Regions from separate parts of the Homo sapiens genome. Here region 2 is linked to region 1. Evidence: chromatin loops called from intact Hi-C (ENCODE). Cell type or tissue: dorsolateral prefrontal cortex. All regions are shown on one strand. Links, peaks and the distances in the headings refer to the core of each region. The heading gives the core; the rest is flanking DNA. Region 1 has its middle 340 kb from the start of MATN1-AS1. Region 2 has its middle 69 kb from the start of LINC01648.

Region 1 (2,905 bases), core at 275-2,774:
AAGGGTCAAATGAGGTTCAGAGAACTCTAAGGGAAACCAAGTCTCCCGCGGGAATTATGCCCACAACCACATCCTGACTCCCAGCCCCGGCAGCAAGGCAGCTCTGACTCTCGGCCCCTGCAGGCACTGCCTCCCCATCCTCATGTGTGCACATCTGCTAAGTGACTCACGGGCTGGCTCAGAAGGAGTTAACAGCCCAAGTCGCTGGGTTCTGCAAGGCCTGCCAGGCTGGCTGAGCCCCATAATCAAGTCCTGCACAGGGGATAAACAGGCTGCTGGAGGATGGGCAGGCAGGGGTGGGGACCATCTCAAGAACCCTCTCAGGAGGCCTGTGCACTCCGAGGAGAGTCAAATGGACTCCCTCCCCTCCCATGCGCTGGTTCAAAGCGCCGCCGCATTCTTCACCCGCCTTCATCTTTGAAGCAGCCCGGGGGCAGGCTGCTGTCTCCCACATGAGGAAGAGGCCCAGGGAGGGGAGGCGACAGGCTCAAGGCCACGCAGCTGTTTGGTGGTGGAGCTGGACCAAGCTCTGCCGGGGTGGTTGTCAGGACACCGGCCCCGATGTCTCAGCAAGGGTTCCAGCAGGACACAGAAGCCATACAGGGAAAGTTTAATACAAAGAATTATTAACTGCTACAGTGGGTTGGAGTAACAAGGGGTTCGTTAGTGAGGGTGGCGGGGGCACTATGGAATACAGAAACAGCCAATCTGAAGAGCAGCCACTGCTCAGGGGCTAGAGAGGGCCACCAAGGGGGAGGCCCCACGGCTGAAACCCAGGCCCTGTTGGAGAGGGCAGAGTTGTGGCTACTGAATGGACAGGAAGTTGCCATACTGCCACGTGAGTGGAACTTGCTGGAATCTGCCCTCCAGAACTTGTCAGGAATCTACTCTCTAGGATGCCAGAGAAACACCATTTACGGGGAGGTGAATCACGGAAGGCACGTGGCTACAGAACCACCTGAGGGGGTTGCTGGGAGTTGCTGCTGGCCACTGGGAGTTGCTGACCACTGTGCACAGCAGGAGCTGGGCACTGGAGGGGCTGCCTACACTGCAGGAGCTAGGCATGAGAAAGGCCGTGCACTGCAGGAGTTGGACACTAGAGGAGCCACCCGGGCTGCAGGAGCTGGGCACAGGGAAAGACCCTGCACTGCAGGAGCTGTGCACTGGAGGAGCCGCCCACACTGCAGGAGCTGTGCACTGAAGGAGCCACCCGCACTGCGGGAGCTGGGCACTGGAGGAGCCACCCGCACTGCAGGAGCTGGGCACTGGAGGAGCCATCTGAACTGCAGGAGCTGGGCACTGAGGAAGGACTGGCATTGCAGGAGCTGGGAGCTGGTGGGGCTGCCTGTACTACAGGAGCTGGGCCTGGGAATGCTGTCTGCACAGGACCAAGGGAATGCTAGAGAGGCCACATGTGCCAGAAGGCTGGGTGCTGGGGAAGCCACCTGTGCTACAGGACCTGGGACCTAAGGAAGCCAGTCCTGCGGCCATAGCCTGCCTAACCCAGGAAGAAACCAGAACTAGGAAGGAAAGCTCCCTCCTCTTGCAATGTCTCTCTGCTGCCCTCTACTGACCACATTTAATGTCATGCCAACCGGGAAATGAAAAATATTCAGAGTGGTACCCATTTCCACTTTCACAGATCAGGCAACGAGGCGTGAATTGGAGCTGAGAGGCAATAAATTTGTAACTGGCACGGTCCACACCTGCTCACCTTTCATAGACACACTCTACACACATTTGGATTCCCATATAACAGCAACAGAACTCTATCATTTCCATCTCATAAGAGACAGCTATCTGTCTTACAAGGGAACAAGATCCTTCTCCAAAATGAGGAGGCACATGATCCCAAGACTCATTGCATCCACTGCTGGCTATAAATTACTCCTCAAATTCAGTCACAGTTCACTGACTATTCTGTTACTGAAGACTAAATTGTTAAGTTAACTTCCAACCACTTGTATATAGAATAAAAATGGGAAAAAGGAAAAAGAAGAAGAAAGTAGCTAGCATATGTAAGTGAACACAGACATAGAGTAAGCAAATTGAAAACATGCAAATTTTCCTACTTGGTCATGAGGTCATCATTGATATGTATGGCTACCTTTCTCCACCCTTCCTTCCATATTCCCCCCGCCAGCTTCCCCGCCCCCAGTCTCAACCCAAAGCTCAGATGGAGATGTCAGTATTCTCCGCTTGGTGGAGTCACCCAAACTTCCATTACTGAAGGCTCTGCTATCCAGCCTTCATTTGGGCAGGGAGTAGGTTTCTGTGGTTTTCCATTAATCTTTACTATGGGACGTGGGAGCACTAAGAGGCACCTCAGAGAATCCCCTGATTTCAAGACGGGGTCTTCTTCCCGACACTGCAGCAGCATCCCAGTCTCCCACTGGTAATTGGGAGCAATCATTCCAGACAGCAGATTAACCTCTTTCTTCCCTGTTGGTTCAGTGGCACAGGCCCAAAATGGCCAGGTGGCAGTCTCGTTTTCTGATTCAGTGGAACCATTGCTGTGTCCCTGGGAGCTAAGCCCTCTAAGCCAGCAGAGAACACAGTTGCCACAATGTGACCAGGAACAAAGTCCTTGTGGGTGGGTTATTAGGTGTCATTGTGGCAGGAGCCACGCCACCTTCTACCCCTTGTCCCTGAGCCTGGGTGTTCTGACTATGCAGAGACAGCACCGTATTATGGCCTCTGGTTCAAAACACACTCTGTGTCTTGCAAGAAAGAACATTATCTTTTCAGGGTGTGGTCTCCCAATTGGCATCACAACTGAGACTTCAGGAAGCCATTCCACCTTTCAGTCAGGCCAGCCACTTCCAGATGTGTTGTAAGACCAGCTAACCCCACGGACTAGAGCCTGTGACCACGCCTCCTCTGCTGTGGCATGAGCTCCCGGATC
Region 2 (2,905 bases), core at 150-2,649, 270 kb before region 1:
CTCACTTGTGCTAGGAAGTTTCCAGCCCCAGACTCTGAGGGTCTTGCTCATCTCCTAGAGTCTCCCAGCATCCCACAGGGCCTCCTCGGCCAGCAGATGGGAATGGCTGGGACTTCCTAGGGCCACTGTGGCCACTACAAATGGCACAGAGTTTGCAAAGCCAGCCTGGTCTTTGCCTTCCCTTCCCTTGGCCACACTGTGCTGAGCATTTTAAAGTTAATTGGTTTTGCAATTAGAAGATGCAGAGAACAGGTGATGCAATTAATTTTACATAAATGTGTTCAGGAATAAAGTGTTCCAACCTTCCGTGCATCCTTAAATGGAGCCTGTGTTTACTTCCAAATGGGGTGCCTTCTAGGCATATCAATCTGGGCAGCTCACACAGCTCAACAGGGAGAACTCCTCATCCTGCCTGCCTTTTGGGGGTGCTTTGTGAGGTTCACTGGGTCTTGCCAAACATTATGGTTTAGGAGTAAGTGTAATTTTTTCTGTCTGGTAGATGAAGACACAGAGGGTCAGGGAGGTGCAATGGCTCACCCAAGGTACAATGCAAAGCTGAGACAGAGGAGAGAATGGATGCACGAGAATCTCTGGCTTCCAGACTCATTGCTCTTCCTGCCTCACTGCATATTTAGAAGCCAAATATGCCAAAGTGCATGAGTTTAAAAGACAGAATTGAACCCCTTTTGCCAAATGAAACAGCCTGGTGTATTTTAGTGTCCACTCTATGCCGGCTCCACGCTTGGCCCTCAATTTACATCGCCGTGTCCAGCCCTCACGATAGCCTTCCAGTGGGGCATCATGTTCCAGTTTTACAGATGAAGAAACTGAGGGTCAGAGAAGAGCAGTGGCCTGCTGCAGCCCACACAGCAGGAGTTTAGAGCCTCAGTGTCCTTCGGCTTCTGGACAAGGCGTTCTTTCCACCCCGTGTGTGGTTAAGGAAAGAGCTTCTGAAAGCAATGAGAGACAGAGAGAGGGGGAACATAGGCCTTTTTCAAATACATGAAGCACATCTTTTAACACTCCTGCCCCATGTGTCTGAAAAGCATTTTCAACACTGACTAGAAACACTTTACATCTTTCTCATATTTGATCCCTGCAACAGCCCTCCAAGATAGAGGTCATCACTCCCGTTTTACAGAGGAGGAAACTGAGACACAGGGAAATGCCGTAAACACACTCAGAATCATACAGCAAGCAAGTGAAGGAGGCAGAATTCAGACCCAGGTTCCGCTGACTCTAAAGCCCCTTTAGCACGGGGCAGCGCCTGCTCTGTGGTCCCCCTGGTGGATGGCGGGTTCCCAACACCACTGACAACACCATGTCCTCAGGGAGAGGCGTGAGGTGGGGCTGACCAGCCAGTCTGTTGTGTCTGCTGGTTGCAGGCTTAGATCCTGCCTCTGCTGCTTTCCAGCCATGGGCGTGGAACAAGTTACTCACCTCTCTGGGCCTCAGATTTCTCAGCTGTAAAATGGGCTTATAATAGGATCTTGTAAATACAGGATGCTTTGGAGGATTCAGTGAGGAGGCAAAGTTCTATATTGGCCCTTTCTGGTTTTCTTTGTGGCACACACCTCATTCTATCAGTTTCACTGTTTGTTTATTGAAGGGTTTTTGCCTCCATCTACTTCACCCAAGCAACAGCCCCATGAAGGTATGGGCCACATCTGTCTCAATCCCAGCTGTCTTTTCAAGTCACAGCATGGGGCCAGACACATAGTAGGTATGAAAAGTTGCAAGTGGATGCATTCATAAACTGGCACACAGTAGACGAGGTGCTTAGTTAGTGGACATTTATTAGTGTTCTCTGAATCCTCTAGAGGCCCACATACACATGTCCCTCGGTGACCCTCTCCTCGCCTCTCCAAAGCCTCTCCTGACTCCATGCTCCCCCACCCCTTAGCCCTCCCACCTCTGCCTCCCGTGGTGTTTCTCTGCAGCATGACCCTGAGGTTACTGGCCAAAATGAAGCCTCCCAGAATGTCCACATTTAGATGAGCACTGTCCTTCAAAAGCATCCCCAGGATGCTGGCATTGCCCCAGCCTCTGGCAGGTACTCTCTGAGCTTGTTCACGTGTCACAGAAGTAAATCCTGAACAATCCCGAGCCCCTTTGTCAGGCTGTCCTCTACTCTCTTGGTGCCCCCTGTAGCCCAGGGCCACACAAGGGGTCCTTGACCTTGCCTGGCCTTGAGTTTGGGTCTGTGTGACTTGGCAATCTTCCCATCCACTTGGCCAGACCCACCTCCTTATGATCTGGGGCCACACCTGGGGCCTCCATGTGCAGCCCAAACCTTACACCAACGGCCCCTGGAAGGCGCCCCCTTCTCTTCTCCAAAAGGAAACACCTCAGGACCCTTCCCTACCCTCCCCGACCTGGCTCCCAGTCAGGCTCCTCACACCCAGGCATCTCTCCCAATGTCAGGATCTCTCTGACCATGTAGGGCCCTGAACTGAATGTTGCAGGCTTTTAATCAGCACCCACTGTGTACTGGGCACCTGCCCTCAAATTGCCCAGCCCTGTGGGGAGCATCCTCTCCTTATTCCTGACATGCCCCAAAATCTCGGGCTCTTAGCAGCCCATGGAGGTCGAACAAGGTCTTTCTCTTCCTCAAACACATCCCACACACTCCTGCCTCAGGGCCTTTGCACTTGCTCTTCCCTCTGCCTGGAGGGCTTCGCCCCCACATGTTAGAATGACTTGGATGCTGTTCGGGTGTTTGGGCAAGACTATGGTTGAGGTCCCTGAAATCCTGAAATCCTGTGATTCTGACATTTGACTCTCAGTTTTATAATTTGAGATCTTATTAAAGTCAACATTCTAAGACTCAGTACTATAAGATTCTAGGTTTTGATGACTGTGAGGCTCTAAAATGCTGCCATTCTCAGAAGTGTCCTCTGTCACT

What was found. Hi-C counts contacts between places; a loop is a spot of excess contacts. Peaks named below come from ENCODE experiments on the same cell type or tissue, not always from the same donor. Only the 100,000 strongest peaks of a DNase experiment are listed, where the experiment ranks them.
Region 2: a loop joins it to region 1, with 2.5 times the contacts of the local background. A loop is called at or near these places in 13 of 110 quality-filtered maps.

Annotation. Positions count from the first base shown.
Region 1 is chr1:30,379,004-30,381,908 of GRCh38, forward strand. No RefSeq gene overlaps it. Among named protein-coding and RNA genes, the nearest start is that of MATN1-AS1, 340 kb to the right of the region's middle. In dorsolateral prefrontal cortex, for the core only: a CTCF peak has its summit at 1,569 (motif pointing left); DNase peaks (open chromatin) are centred at 1,188 and 1,528; H3K27ac peaks cover 614 bases.
Region 2 is chr1:30,105,020-30,107,924 of GRCh38, forward strand. No RefSeq gene overlaps it. Among named protein-coding and RNA genes, the nearest start is that of LINC01648, 69 kb to the left of the region's middle. RefSeq lists an enhancer at 1,669-2,170. In dorsolateral prefrontal cortex, for the core only: a CTCF peak has its summit at 1,287 (motif pointing left); no DNase peak of the experiment used is centred there; H3K27me3 peaks cover 914 bases.